Linked DNA regions of Mus musculus: region 1 is linked to region 2. The links are chromatin loops, found by intact Hi-C in ENCODE. Cell type or tissue: left cerebral cortex. All regions are shown on one strand.

Evidence for each region. A loop is a pair of places that touch in the nucleus more often than their neighbours do. Peaks named below come from ENCODE experiments on the same cell type or tissue, not always from the same donor. Only the 100,000 strongest peaks of a DNase experiment are listed, where the experiment ranks them.
Region 1: a loop joins it to region 2, with 7 times the contacts of the local background. A loop is called at or near these places in 3 of 42 quality-filtered maps.

The regions. Positions count from the first base shown.
Region 1 is chr1:128,417,400-128,425,399 of GRCm38, reverse strand. Dars (aspartyl-tRNA synthetase) reads left to right here and starts at 7,984. Exons shown (of 16, transcript NM_177445.5): 1 at 7,984-8,000. In left cerebral cortex, a CTCF peak has its summit at 4,761; no DNase peak of the experiment used is centred here; H3K4me3 peaks cover 395 bases; H3K27ac peaks cover 49 bases.
Region 2 is chr1:128,100,511-128,108,510 of GRCm38, reverse strand. Zranb3 (zinc finger, RAN-binding domain containing 3) reads left to right here and starts at 6,040. Exons shown (of 21, transcript NM_027678.3): 1 at 6,040-6,258. It overlaps R3hdm1 (R3H domain containing 1), which reads right to left and starts at 5,205. Exons shown (of 27, transcript NM_181750.2): 1 at 5,028-5,205. It also overlaps the pseudogene Gm29383. In left cerebral cortex, a CTCF peak has its summit at 4,802; DNase peaks (open chromatin) are centred at 4,777, 5,341, 5,707, 6,005 and 1 more place; H3K4me3 peaks cover 4,286 bases; H3K27ac peaks cover 2,382 bases.

The DNA of each region.
Region 1 (8,000 bases), 320 kb before region 2:
CTGGGGTGAAGCTTTATTTTCCAGTTTGGTTTTGGCCTTTTGAAATGCCTTTTGGAGAACCTCTTACCTCTCCATCTAACGCCTTACAGGCCTCTAAACCTAACTGCCTTTGCACTTGAATCTGATCTCAGTACCCCTCAGATAATCAATCAAAATGGCCAGCCAGCAGCACCCTAGATCCCCACATTATTAGAGACCTCTACAACTATTGCTAGTGATTAGAGAAATGGAGATTCCCTATGTTCAAGCATTCTCTTATCTTCGCTCTAAGCCTTCCCTCTGTTCTTCCTGTTCCCTGACTCAGCTCCTTCTTGCTATGAAGTCTGAACAAGAGGAGTCTTCCACTACTCTTGATCCTGCTAATGAGCACTCCCCTTACAGGCCTCAACCTACAGTCGTTCTTCTCCTCCCATATCCTTCAGTCTCTTCCTCTCCCTCTCCAGCAAGAGGAGATTTTATCATTCCTAGGAAGAGCTGGTTTCTTATGTTCCTAGATTTCCTCCTTTGCCCTCCCTGTCCTCTCCCTATATGGGGGATCCCTTGGCCCCTCACATAAACCCCTTCTAATACCCATTATCAAGCCCTTTCCGAAGCTCTAACAGCTCTTCCTTCAGGTTCCAGCCCTACATCTCCCAGACTTAACCTGTCTTTTCTCCCATGATGTTAATAGAGAGAAAAGGACGTGCTCTTGGGGGTCCAGGCCACCAACTAGGATCTTCTTTGTACCTGCAGCATACTTGTCAAAGAAATTAGACCTGACCACCAAGGATGGGCACCTGCAGCTGAGCTCCTCATACATGAATAAGAAAAACCTCTAATTTTTGGGTTACCCACCACTATCTTCTTCTCCCACAACCTGTCCCACATCTTAACATATAAAGGCTTATAAATTCTATCTCCCTCCTGGGCTCGCTCATGCCCTCTCTTTCCTTCTCCCCCTCGCCCATCCCCCTCTCTCTGTGACACTAGTTAAAAAGTGACACTTACTTTCCAATCATGCCCACCCCTCAACATCTCAAATCTTCTTACCCTAACACAGATCACTCCCAATCTCTTTCTTTCACTGAAACCTTAAAGGAACAACAGCGACAACCCTCACACTGAGGGCACACTGCCTCAGGCCATCTATAGCTGGTACACAGATGTCAACTCCTTTTTACACAAGGGGTCCAAAAAGCAGGCCATGCCATGGAGTCAGATACTGAGGTGGTTGAAGCACGCCCCTGCCTGCCCACACCACTAATCAACAGGCTGAACTAATAGCTCTCACCCATGCCTTCCAAGTGGCACAAGGACAGTCCCTTAACATCTCCACTGACTCCAAATATTCCTTTCAAATCCTCCTGTCTCATGTTGCCATCTGGAAAGATAGCATACTACTTACAACAAAAGGAGGATCAATAACCAAGCCAGACCAAATAATGGCCATCGTAAAAGCCTCCCATCCCCCCAAGGCTATAGGAATTGTCCAGCACTAATTCCACCAGACTGACAATTTTGTCATCTCTACAGGAAAATAATAGCCAATGCAGTGGCTACAGCTGCAGCCCTTGGAGGCCCAGGCCTATCCCACCCACCACAAGATATCCTTAAATGACAACCCATATCCCCACTCTCACCCCTGACACTCAACAAATTCTATCAGCAGCTCTTTCATCCAAAGAGCCACACCTTGTCTCAGTTTGTTAAGACCCATCCGCAGTGGACGCCTTGGGACTTACATTTTTTTTCTTTTTTCTTCTTTTTGAGTTAATTTTTTAAATTATTTATTCTAATATTTTTCAGTTATTGAATATTTTCCTTATTTACATTTCAAATGTTATCCCCTCTCCAGGTCTCCTCTCCAGAAACCCCCTATACCAGATCCCCTTCCCCCTGCCTCTATGAGGGTGCTCCTCCACCCACCCACCTTCTCTCGCCCTCTTGTCCTGGCATCCCCCTACACTGGGGCATTGAACCCCCTCAGGCCCAAGGGCCACTCCTCCCTTGATATCCAACAAGGCCATCCTCTGCCACATATGTGGTCAGAGCCCTGGGTCCCTCCATGTGTACTCTTTGGTTGGTGGTCCAGTCCCTGGGGGCTCCAGGGGAATCTGGCCAGATTGATTTCTATTTTTTTAAAGATTTATTTATCTATTTTATGTATGTGAGTTCACTGTAGCTGTATAGATATGGTTGTTGGGAATTGGATTTTTAGGACCTCTGCTTGCTTCTGTCTGTCCCACTCACTCGAGTCAACTCTGCTCACTCAGTCACTGCTTGCTCCAGCCCAAAGATGTATTTATTATTACACATAAGTACATGGTAGCTGACTTCAGCTGCACCAGAAGAGGGCGTTCTCATTACGGTGGTTGTGAGCCACCATGTGGTTGCTGGGATTTGAACTCAGGATCTTGGTAAGAGCAGTCAGTGCTCTTACCCTCTAGCCAGCCCCAGATTTACATTTCTTAAGAGCTAATACTACTTCTTGTAAAATCTGTTAGATGTCAGACCCCAACTCCAGCTATCTCTCTCTCTCTCTCACACACACACACACACACACACACACACACACACACACACACACACTTTTCCTATTCATCAGGCCAGAGACTCTCTCCCTGGAACTGATGGCAACTTGACTAAACTCCAAATATGCCACACTCAAATGTGTTACAAACTTCCTGGTCTTGGTGAACACCTTCTCAGGGTAGGTGGAGGCATTCCCCACCACCAACAAAAGGGCTCAGTCAGTCTCTGACCTCCTCCTACCCCAGGAGACCATTCCCAGCTTTGGAATCCCCATCTGCCTCTAGTTAGACAATGGTCCTGAATTCACCTCCCAGGTCTCCCAAACCCTATGCAAAGCCCTCAAACATCCATTGGCACTTCCATATTCCATACCACCCCCAGTCCTCAGGAAAGAGAGAATGAACTAGCTCCTTTAAAACCACCCTTGTCAGCTGGGTGTGGTGATGCACACAGCCTTTAATCCCAGCACTCGGGAGGCAGAGGCAGGAGGATTTCTGAGTTCAAGGCCAGCTTGGTCTACAAAGTGAGTTCCAGGACAGCCAGGGCTATACAGAGAAACCCTGTCTCAAAAAAACAAAACAAAACAAAACAAAGCCACCCTTGTCAAACTCTCACAAGAACTTTACCTTAATTGGGTAAAGCCCTTCTCAGGCTACAGGCTCCCCCCAAGTGACCTCTTTCCATCTCTCCTTATGAGCTCATGTATGAACAACCAGTTCTGACCCCCTGTCGTTCACCCAAACAACTCACTTTTCCCTGATCACCAACTCACCTCCTTACTCTGTCATCTCCTCTCTCTCCTATGGAACGTTACTGACCACTACCTACCCTGACCATATGCCAACTCCTGTTTGTCCCCAGTCACCATTGCAGATCAGGTCCTTATCTCCCCTCCAAACCAAGGTCTCTCCCCCTCTCCCCCTAAATTGCAGAGCCCTTTAAGGTAATTCTTGTAACCCCCACAGCTGCTAAGCTTGAGGGTCTCCCTCTTTGAGTCCCCTATCCCACCTCCAGCCCTTTACTCCTCTGCCTCAAGATAATTTCAACCCCAACAGGACCCTGCTCCCTTAAGTGTCAGGAGACCCCGAGATCAGCCACCTTATTCCTGCTTCCAGGAGAATGAGGCTTCACCCTGGCAGCCAAGCTCTACTCTACTAAACTGGATATAGAGTTTTCTTCCTCTCCCTCCTGTCCACTTCTGTCAGGGTAACTCTTACATATACAGATAAGAGACCCTCACTTCTACAAATCAGTCCTTCCAAATAGGCTTGGGAACTATTCCACAGCCGGCTGTCAGAAGCCAGGTAAAATTCCCATCAACCCTATGTTCACTCCTCCTCCTTCATTTCATGACCAGACGGAATGTTATTGTAAAGAGTAGCCAGATGTACATGGAGGCTGCCCTTACTAGTCTTGCCAATACTATGTGCTACATGTGCACCTAGCCCCAATTCCTACCTCTGTCTACAAAATGGGGCTGTTCATCTCTATCTTAGGGATCTGTGTGAGAAACAGGTTTGTTACCAGTAAGTTCTACTGTTTCTTCAGCCCCCACCCCCACCCCACCCCACCCCCAGCACCCAGGGAGCACAGTTAAAATTCAGAGAAAATACCAGTCACTCAGCCCTTGGAGCTAGGAGAAATAATGGAGGTGAGTCAACATCCCTCCACGGTTGTAACCTCTTTAACATCCCTTCTCCTAAATAATACAAACCTGTCATTTTGACTCCTCCTCAGATTCTGACCTCCACAGACCTACCAACTCCTCATTGTCACCCAACCTGGCCACTTTGGGGATTGCTGGCTATGAGTTCCTCCTAGGACTAGCTCACAACTGCTTACTTACAGCCTCTCCCGTAACGTCATCAAACAATCTTACGTCACCATTCACCAACTGCCCTGAGTCCAGTGTCGTCACAACTCCTTACCTTTTTCATATCACTCTCTTTGGCATGGCAAACAACTATGAGGCATCCAGGACACATTTTGTAGGGGCATTAAATTTCTTAGACTGCAATAAAACTCTAACCCTTGCCACCCCATCTCAGTCCCAGTATCCCAGTGCTTTGATTCTTCATAGTACTCAAGTCTCCCGTCACCTACCTGCCAGTTGGTTAGGAGTTTGCATGCTAGTATTTCTCTTCCCCAAGTTGCGGATGACACAAGAAGAAAAGCCTGTACTGATTCTGGTTGTGGACTCAATAGCTGCCCTACATAATAAAAGGCCAGTTCAAATCCTGCCCCTTCTGGCCATCACAGGAATTATGTGGACCAGCAGGACTGACCACCTCCCTGGCAAGGTTCTTCAGTCATGTTCCCAGTGCATTCAGATCCTCCAACATATGGAGGATCTGAAACCCTACTCACCCTTCAAGGACAAATTGACTCTTGGCAGCAGTGGTCCTCCAACATGGACAAGAACTAGATCTTTTGACAACTGAAAAGGTGGCCTTTGCCTCTTCTCCAAGAGGGACGATGCTTCTATGTCAGCCAATCCAGTACAATACAAAACAAAAATCCACCAGCTCCAAACAGACCTCCAAAAAGGTAAGGAAAAACTCAATGCCTCCAGTCCCTGGGCCTCTGAGGGCCCCGTATGGAAGTGAATACTTCCCTTCATGACCCTCTCCCTTCTCCATTTCCTGTTTTTACTAACTTTATCAGTCTCTTCTCTACCTTTCTCCGACGACAAATTAAAAAACTCTCCAATCAAACATTTAATCAGTTCTTACAGGACCACCAACCCCTAGCCACGGGGCCAGAGACTTATGACTGCTGAATATGTCCTGCTGGTGAGGATCAACAGTGCTCCAAAGATGTCGCCATCCCCAGACAGCAGGAAGCAATCTAAGGAACACGGCGCCCCCATTTCTACCTCACCTGTCACCCCTTCCTATTCCTCACCTTTTATAATAAATAAGAGAGAGGAATATAAGAAAACTAAGAACCATCCTCATTCCAGAACCAGGTCTTCCCTACCCAGCCTGCCTTCAGTAACTCAAGAGACAGCAGCCACGTCATCTCACCAGTCACCAAATGCAGCCCATTTCCAATCATCGTAGGTGGCGTATTCTCCCTGTGCACATTTACTGTATCCCTTTATAAAGCCTGTGTCTTCACAACTTGTTCTCTTTCTCCTCCATCCTTGCTCAAAGGCTGTCTTTGTATACCCTCCCCCAAGCCCCACTAAATCTCTTGAGTGAGGTCTGTTGCATGTGTGACTTTATGGCATTCCTTGGCCCCAATCTGCCAAGATGCTCTTCTGCTGAGAAACCCCAACTACTGACACTTGGGAGACCTCAGGAGTATAGCGTGTGTCCATTGATGTAGCTAGCAAATGCTTTTCTTCTGTTAGGTGAGAAAGCAAGAGCACATATTGTTAGAAATAAGTTCAGGAACACAGAGAAAGACATGACCAGTCCAACCGAAGTATCTGGACAAGGCAAACTTGACTCTTGATCAAAGGGTATCCTCTGAAGAGCAAACATCCCAACACAGGAAGTACATTTGGTTTTTATTTTACCTCAGCTGTGTCTTTTCCCCATTGGCTGGGGTCCGACCTCACAGTCTTATTCAGTTGGCTAGTCTGCAAAGAACTGGTGCACAGGAAATGGAAGAAGCAGGAAGGGGTCACTGCTCCAAGGAGAAAAGGGTCACTGTTCCAGGCCATTGAATTCCTAGTCTAGAGCATGGAGCCTTTGTGTAAACAAAGGTTTTACTGGGTAGGGAACTAAAGCATTTTCATAAGTCTTGTAAGGAAAGGGAGATAAACAGATTTGAATTCCTGGTTTTAAACACAAGTTTTACAGTATTCGATAGAAAAAGTCATAGTTGATATTTCTTACACATATTTACATCGTTACTCCAAAGTTATGACCTAAATAAGAATATTCTATCAAAGCAAAGGAGCACAGTAAGACATATGCAGGAAAACAACAAGAAACAAACAAACAAAAGGAGTCTTGTGGACACACTGAAATATGACAATTCCACCCTACCAAATGACAATAGAATTTATATGTTGCCTTCTGTCGATCAGGGCATACATTAGTACTAAGGCTAAGAGAATAAATACTTCTTTTAGAAATGGAGCCAATTCAGATGCTTTCTGCATTGGAATCCCTTGACTATAATGGAATGTGCTATTGACCATAAGTATTCACTATCATTCCCTAAGGAATGAATACATTCTTCTGTTTTGAGCAAACAGTAGCAGATTAAGATGTGTCTCTTCTCGGCAGTCAGCCTGCGTCAAGTAGAAAGATCAGCTCAGGATCCTGGCCAGAACCATCAGTAATCATTTTATTGCCAATGGTTTATATAACGCTTAGCACAAAGCACATATTTATAACCACTGATGAGTTAATTGAACCATATTTTCCCCCACCTATAACTACATAGTAAACTACACTTCTGGAGCCACCATATCTATCTTACCTGGATTCCAGATCTAAGTAAAATCTTACCTGGATTCCAGATCTAAGTAAAGTTATTCCCAGAGAGCTTTCATTTGAGGGGATAAGGTAGGGTTGGGGAGGAGGGTCCAATTGTATCCTGTTAACAAGTATTGACCATGACATTTTATGTCAAGATAAGACACTACAGACAGCTAAAATGTGACAAAGACGGCTAAAGCTTGTGTCCAGCACCGGAAGTAGTATGTAATCAAGTCTTCAAATTTCATCCCAACAAACTTTTCCTTCTTGGTTGTTGTTTTAAGATAGAGTCTCACTACGCAAACAAGGCTGGCCTCTGCTTCCTGAGTGCTGTTAACTGCAGGCCCGAATTACCAAAGCCCACATTCAATAAAAACGACAGCATTTTTCAAAAGTCTAATTTAGGGAAGATTCACCCATTAGACAACCAACACTATACTATGCATTGCCTTTCACAACACAACAAGTCAAGGAAAACCTGTAGGCTATTGCTTTTAAAACAGTACTCCATCCTGCCTTAGGAGCCTACCTGCCTACCTCTAACACAGCATCCTGCCTTCCCACACAGAGCAGGTTGCCCAGAGACCTCCTCTGACCCAAGAGACAGGCTTCCACAGGGCAGTGAAGGCATCAATTCCAAAAGCGGAGATCCCAGCTGGCAGGACGCGAGACAAGCTGTCTGCCAGGGAGGGTGAAACAATGATACTCACCCCACCCCCAACTCCCTGTCTCTAAATATACAAGTAAGCAAGCTCGTGGTGTTTCACACTCTTAATCCCAGCACTCAGGGAGCAGAGGCAGGAGGATCCTCGTGAGTTCCAGGCCAGACAGCATTACACAGACCCTGTCTTTAAAATAATTAGAATTAAATTTAAAAAGAGGGACTCTGGGAGCAAGGGGAAGACAATTAACTGGAATGAAGTTAGACCAAGAGGGTAGGTATGTCAAGAGGCTCTGCAGGGAAGATTCCTCGGAGCCTATCCTGCGAGACCACACCCACTTCTGGGCCACGCCCCATGACTCCCGTGGGCGGGGCAGAGGGAGGAGCTGGCG
Region 2 (8,000 bases):
CTCATTTCAAGAATATTACATAAACAGAACCATATGGTATGTAACTGCTTAAGATTTTTGTTTTTTAAGTTATCATATTTTCTTTGAGGTCTACCCAAGCTATTACTATAGCTACAACTTGGGCCCCTTTATTGCTGCATAGTATTCCAAACATAGATGGTATGGATACACCACAGTTTAACTTACTCAGTGAGGGACATTGGAGTTATTTCCAGAAATCAACAACCCAATTACTAATTTTAAACAGAAATTCCATAATAAGAAAATTCCTTTCTCAAGATTTAAAAAAGTCTAACACTATTTAAGCTTGCACACATGCAGAAAATTTTAATTTCATATTAGAACTTTTCATTTTATTTTTATATTCTAGATCATCCCTTAGTATAATGACCTGCAGCTGATTAAACTTGTACCTCAAATTGCAAGGAGACACAACCATGTAGTTATGGAACCCTTTCATGTAGAAGAGGTTAGTAAAGCTACCAGCACAACTACAAAGTCAGCTTCAATCTGTCACTAAACTAAAATTGGCATAAGTCAAATGGCAGAACTTTCCTTGCATCAGACATCAGATTACACCTCTAAAAGTCAGAAACACAAACAAATAATTTCATTTAATTTCTTTTAAAAGAAAATTACACCAAGTTATAGATGACATAAATGGAGAAGCCCAAAGAGCTCCCATCCAAAAATGCTAAGTGATCTAGTATTTACAGAATAAGAGGCTCAAAAATGCTTTCCTGAGAAGTGAGTTTACAGGTAAAAATTAAGAAGAGTCACAAGGGCTGGAAAGACAGCTGAGGCGCTAAGAGCACTGAGTGCTCTTTTAGAGAACCCATCTTCAATTCCCAGCAGCCACATGGCAGTTCACAACAGTGTATAACATCAGTTCCAGAAGATCCTATACAGTTTTTCTGACCTGAGGGCACCAGACATACAAGAGGTGCAGAGACATACATGCAGGCAAAACATCCATATACATAATAAGAAATAACTTTTAAAAAGGTATAAACTGCCAAGCATGGTGCACGTGTTTTTAAACCTAGCACTCAGGAGGCAGAGGCAAGTGGATCTCTAAAGTGTGAGGCCCAGTTTGGTCTACAAAGAGAGTTCCAGGACAGCAAGGGCTACACAGAGAAACTGCCATGAAACATCCTCCTTCCACTCCCCGAAAAGGTACAAACCTACCAACTGACAAAGCAAAGAGCAATAGAACTCTAAAGGAAACTGTTTACCTTAATGTATGTGTGAACACTAAGAATGGGTGGGCAGCACAACAGTAAAGAACAAAACCTGGAAATAAAACAAACTGCAGGGAAATTCAGGCAGAGAACTAGCTTTGAGCCATGATTTAGAACTTATTTCACTTGTCCATCACTGACTTATTAAACTGCATTGTGGAGATTATATATATTCATATGTAAGTTAACACCAGATATAAGCAAGTTGTTTTACTTAATTTAGCCAGGCCCTTATATAAGGATCCAAGTTAATTTGATAGAAATTTTATTATGTTATTTGGTGCATGATGCATGTTTGTATTACTAATAAAAGTTTATAGTGAGCTCAAAGGATTAAGTGCCAGGCAATGTAATCTTTTTTTTTTTTTTAACATTTAGTATTATATGGGAAAAAACTAATACATTTCCTTTTCTATCACCTGCCAATTTAGTTACCTAAAACCATAAATAAATTATTCTTCCTATAGGCAAGAATGGGAAATGGAGGGCTGGTTCTGTGGTTTGCAACAAGAGCAATCCGAAATTTTCATTTCCACTTGGAAACACATCCACCTCTATGACATGTGAGTGCTGGACATTTTTACAACAGGTCATGGGAAGGGTTAATTGGGAAGTTTTCTACTTCAAGTAGGAACAGAATATTATAGTTTCATTAGTCTTTAGCATACACAACTCTTACTACACTTCCTTGTTTATAAGAATTGCAGCTTAATAGTAACCCAAATGGTTATAACTGGATATTTAAAACGTCAGTTCAAACAAAAACCTCTTTAATTACTGGGTAAGTCCCTTTAGAGAAGCACCCAAGTACACAGAGCTCAATAACTCAGTGGCATGTGACCATGTAGATGCTGTCAATCTTGGATAGTACCAGCAACACTTCATAACACAACTGTTGGCATGCTAATCGAAACCTGGCTCGGCTGCACCAACTCCAAGGACACCTTTATGTGTGAAAACTATACTTTCAAATATACTTGGGAACAGGGAGGAATATGGTATTTCAAAGAAAAAAAAATACCCAAGGACTGCTAAACAATGGAGTAGGAACTAAAGAGCAAGGATTTAACTCAATGTTGGAATACTTGCTGGCATGTATGAGGTGAAAGGTTCAATCCCTAGCATTGAGGAAAAAAAAATAGCAAAAATAAAACCAACAAACCTCAAGAGCACAAAGCAACAGTCTGGTAAGATAACTTTCTCAGTCTTAACTTTGTATCAGTCACTTGGTTTCTCTGGTAACAGAATGAGTCCAAAAGCAACTGTAAACTAGACCTTGAAACATATTAACAAAGTAAAGCAGGACAACAACCCTAGTTTACTACTAAAACACTAAAACACAAAGCACATTTTTATTATGGGTAATCTATTTGAAATATGTTCCAAACGCAGAAATTTTAAACAAAAGGAAAAAAGATACTGTGTATGACAAAATTCTCTTTGATACCCAATGACCAATTTCATATATTCTGTCTGCTTAAAAAAAAAATGGCTAAAGGCTAGCAAGATGGTTTAGTGCATAAAGGCACTTGGCCTTCAAATCAGACCACCTGAGTTCAATCCCAGAGACCAATAGGATAGAAGAAGAACTGATTTCTCCTAACCTTACCACTGTCCTCCACCCTCCTAAAATGTATCATGGTACTTCTGTGCTGCGCCCCGTACCCCAGTAAATGTAATAAAACAAAAACAAAAAAATTGGCTATGAGATATTGTTTTAAGCCACTGTGTACATTAACACTCAACAGTAGAAGAGATTTTTGAGACTGCAACAATACTCTGCATATGAACAGCAAATTCATTCTCTAAATATGAAAATGAGAAAACAAAGATAAAAACTTAATGTAACAAATATATACATGTGAGACACAATCCTAGTAGCTTTACATAGTCTATTTACAGCTCCATAGATTAAGCATTATCCTCCCCATTATTAACCGAGGTTAGGTTAGATTAGCCTCATAAAATGGTCCCACAAATAGTAAAAGAATGTAGTCCCCTGTATTTTCATCAGACCTTCCATACAAAGAATTCATGAGACCTAAATATATCACTGCATAAATTGCCAACTAATTATCAAGTTTGGGGAACTATGCTAGGGAATGTATGCTATGGGGACTCAATGGAGAAGCTGAGGGAACTAATCTTCAAAAGCTATGTACTACATTAAAAAAATCAGTAACACATAACCAGATTCCTTCTTAATCCAAGTGAATGGATCTATTTTACTTCTGTATCTACTTGCATTATTTTGAGAACATGGCAGATTCCTAAGGTACTTCTGTGACCCAGAAGAAATAGTCTATTAGTCAAAGCATAGGTTGTTTATTCAGAACCAGTGTTCTCTCTAAAACAAATAAATCTTAGAAATGGGGTGGTCTGTAGCCATGCCTATTATAGATTACAGGGTCCACTAAAGTCATATTCTCCTAGGCTGAAAAAGCAGAGTGGAATTTGAAAAGATGGGCACACTATCAAAATCTGATACAATTATAAGACAATCCCCTAAAATATAAAGACATAAAATCTGAAGAGAATGATATTTCTTCAGTTAAATGGGTAGCTACATGAACTCTACTGATTCAAGTATTATAAGGAAGGGGCTTCGAGGTTGATTTCATCTTTTTATGACTCGATGCTCTTGGAATCAATGACATTTAAATTTAAGAGGTTTCTTTAGCTGGGCGATGGGGGGCCACACCTTTGATCCCAGCTCTTGGGAGGCAGAGACAGGTGGATTCTGTGAGCTCAAGGCCAGCCTGGTCTACATTGTGAGTACCAGGACAGCCAGGGCTACACAGAGAGACCCTGTCCAGGGAAAAAATCTAAAATAAAGGGGAGTATGGTATGAGATTCTTTAACGTGACCCAGCCAAACTATAACCTTAGGAGTGGGATATGTGTGTTTGTGTGTATTCATTCATGCTAGAAATTCTATTTTTACCTCTTCAGAAATGCACCTTATTATTTAGTAAGCAGCACTGCTTTGGAAGATACCTCTTCACCTCTAACTAGTTTAGGGGACTTGCTCTCTCAGGACCCAATTCACAGAAGTCACAACAGCCAAACCCAATTTTGTTTCTCCTTAAAAGCAACTTCAGACAACAGTGACAATCTCTGGTACATAACCACAAGAAGAAAAAAAAAAAAACTTCTAATATACAGGGATGGAAAGGGGGGAGGGGGATTTACATCATAACGTCCCCCGTAGGTTCGTCCATCAACGACCAAGGCTCTGACAGTCATTCAACTTTCTTGCTAATTTCCCCACTGTGTTTTTTCTAGCAGTACGGGCAGTACGGGCACGACGTGCTGTTTCCCTTTTGGTGTGTGTGACAATTCCCCGGAGCGGGGGTATCAGCCCCGGGCATCTGGTCCAGGCCCCGGAGAACAGTTCCGCGAACGGTCCCTGCTCCAGCCTGGCCTGACTATGTTGCTTTTCCCCTCCGTCCTCCCCGGATCTCCAGGGCTCGCAAGAGCAGCAGCTGCAGCAGGGACGCTCGGGAACCTGTCCCCAGCTCCCCCGCTAGGCCTCAAGGGGTTGGCGCTGCACATGGCCCCCAGCGAAGCGGCGGGCACCGCGCGGTGGAGGCGACTAGAGGGCTCGCCTCAGAACCCGACGGCCCCTGGCGGGCCGGAGGAGAGGGGAGGGACGCCGTCTCCTCAGCGCTTAGCTCCCCGGCTGCCTCACTCTCCCGCTCCGTTAGCGCTACCGGTTGGCGGGCGGGGGAGGGGAGCGAGCGCGTTATTCCCGGGGCGCCGCGGGGGAGGGGACAGCATCTCTTACCCGCGTTACTGAGAAGGAGCAGGAGGAGGTGGCGGGAGCGCGGCACAGCGGGGCGACGGCGGGGCCGGCTGGTTGCAAGGTAGAGTCTCACGGAAGGGAATTAACCCCATCACCAGCCCGGACACCGGCTCCAGCGGCAGCCGCGGCGGCAGAATCCCGCCCCTTCCCACCACGCACTGGCCCCGCCTCTCCGTCGCGTTGACGGAAAGCAGCCTACCTCATACGCTAGGTCAACATTAAGTGACATACAAATTATCCAATCAGCGTTTGAAAACCACTTTCGCTCCACCCCCATTATCACTGCGGGACAGCGGGAGAACGGGACTAAGTCTATCTCCACCCACAAAAGAAAAAGAACCAATCCCGGGCAAGTTGTCGTCCCTGAACGACGTAAGAGTCAACCAATGATAAAGCTAGGAGGACAGCCATTTTGCCCACTTGTGAAAGAGCCACCTTTCCCACGAGTAGAATCCTGAGGTGGGCGAGTTCCGGGCGATTTTAATCACTGGAGATGTGGTAGACAACTCTCTTTCTTCAGGGAATGATTATAGAGCTTTTTAAGGATGAAAGGACAATTTTGTCGTTCATGTGGGAAGATGAGAGGAAGGCTTTAAGGATGTGGCTCCGCCCCTTAGCGGTAACGGGTTCCAGGCTGAACACCTGGTTCCTCCAGTCTTAGTGGTGGAGGCAGGGCTTCTGAGCACTTTGGCTCCTGCGACTACAGTTCCCAAGATGCTTTGAGACCCTGTTTTCCTCATTTTGCTTCCGGTAGTGTTTCATGGGAATTGTAGTTCTTGAGAGGTTACGGTGTAACCTCCTTGTCTAGATGAGTAAGAGGAAATTTTTGAATAATTTGGAGTTGAGAATGAAGTCGCAAGGTTCTAGTCAGGTCTTTTCGCATCGCTAAAGGAAGGAGAATATAACAGGGTTGGGAATTTTCTCAACACATTACAATGTTTTAGAGTGCTGGTATTTGAACTCTTCCAAGTCTAGGTCATCCGTTTAACGTCACTTCCGCTTAGTTGAAGACGCTTGCAAAAAGTTTGGCGGGAGTTGAAGATTATGAAGCTAGTGCTGCATTTTGGCGGACTGTATAGGGCAAGAGATGGGAAATTGACTGCACTTTAATTGCGCTATAAGAAAATAGTGGGTAACAGTCGGGCGTGGTGGCTGATGCCTGTAACAGCTGGAAGCTGAAAGGTCGCCGCGAGTTCATAGCCTGGGCTACAGAGTGAGTTTTAAAACAGCTGGGACTACAGAATTCACCTTGTCTAAAATAACCCCCCCCCCCGCACTGCCCCCTCCCCCTAAAAAAACCCATCCAGAAATATGAAATGGCATGGGTGTAATTCTCGAGCCTGTAATGTAATTTTCTACTTTGCTACTTAGTCTTGCAGAGCCAGTGTTTATCAGATCTGTTCACTCTTGAGTTTGTAGAGGATGCTTTAATTTGCCTTTAGCTACTGTCTGTGAAGCAGCATAGGTTCATGTCCTGGAAGGTATTGGAAATTCTGAACTAATTCCTCCCATTTATACAAATAGTCCCCAGAAGTCAGAAGTTGCCTTTGAACAGGATCTTAAAAAAAAAAAAGTCTCCTCCATCATTTTTATGGAGACTTTGTCTTACTACTTTTCTCATAAATATTTATTGAGCACTTACACTAGTGGTAAATATACTAGGCTTAAAGGATTGAAGAGTGCACAGAAAGGTAAGTTTTGTTTAAAACGAGTTAGAAAGATTAAGCAAAATTTATGTTACTTGGTCTTTTTAATATCTCCAAATTTAGCATCTTCATAGTTATGTTTTGTGTGTTGATTTGGTTTCCTCTTTGCTTTCTACTTTTAGATTTAAAAACCATTCCTTTCTATTTTCATTATTTTTATTGAAGTATTAAGTCTGTGTCCAGAACTGTTAAGAGGTGTTTTATATACTATGTGGATGAGAGTCCTAACTAGTGCAATCCCAGAGACAGAAATATATCTGCAACTTCCAAGCAGACAAAACACTCTTACTTTTTTAAAGAAAATAAATGTTTTTGCTTTTCAATATAATACTTTCACGTGTGTGTGTGCAAGTGTGTGTGTGTGCTATATGAATATTAAACAGAAGGCATCATCCCCATCTAGGAGTTAGAGTTTCAAGTGATAACTTAGCATTGTCCATAAATGCTTAGTTGGGATTTTTTTCATAAGTCCTTCCAGAGTAGAAGTCAATATGTAGTAATAATGACAATCATATTACTGAATATTTAATCTGAGCCCCAAAAGGGCTAAGGGTGTTTAGTATGTCTTTTATTTTTTTGAGTGCTGGAGACAAACCGAGAGCCTTGCATTTGCTGGATAATGTGCTTTGTCACTGTGTTCCAGCCTCACTTTCAACTCTAAACCATTGCTTCTCAAATGTTTAGGAATCTCAAAAAGTTCAGCCTTCCCCTGCCACCGGGATGCTGGGATTAAAGGCTGTCACCACCATGCCTAGCAAAAAGGTGTTACTTTTTGTTCTGTTTTGTTTTTTTCTTAAAGGTTTATTTATTTTATGTGTCTGAGTGCGTGCATGTATGTGCACCATGTACATGCCTATAAGAAGTCATTGGATCTCCTGAAACAGAAGTTCCAAATGGTTGTGAGCCACCTTCTAGGTGCTACAAATCTAACCTGAGTCCTCCGCAAAAGCAGCAAGTGAACCACTGGCCCATTATTCTTGGCCCTCTGCAGAATGACCTGTTAGGTTTTTTTACAGTCCAGTCTTTATCCCCATCCTGTTCCGCCCCCTGACTGTTCCTCATCCTATAGTTCCCTCCACCCCCAATCTCCAAGAGGATGCCCCCACCCCACCAGACCTCCCTACTCCCTGGGGCCTCCAGTCTCTTGAGGGTTAGATGCATCTTCTCTCACTTAGTCCAGACCCTGCAGTCCTCTGCTGTGGATGTGTTGGGAATCCTCATATCAGCTGGTGCATGCTGCCTGGTTGGT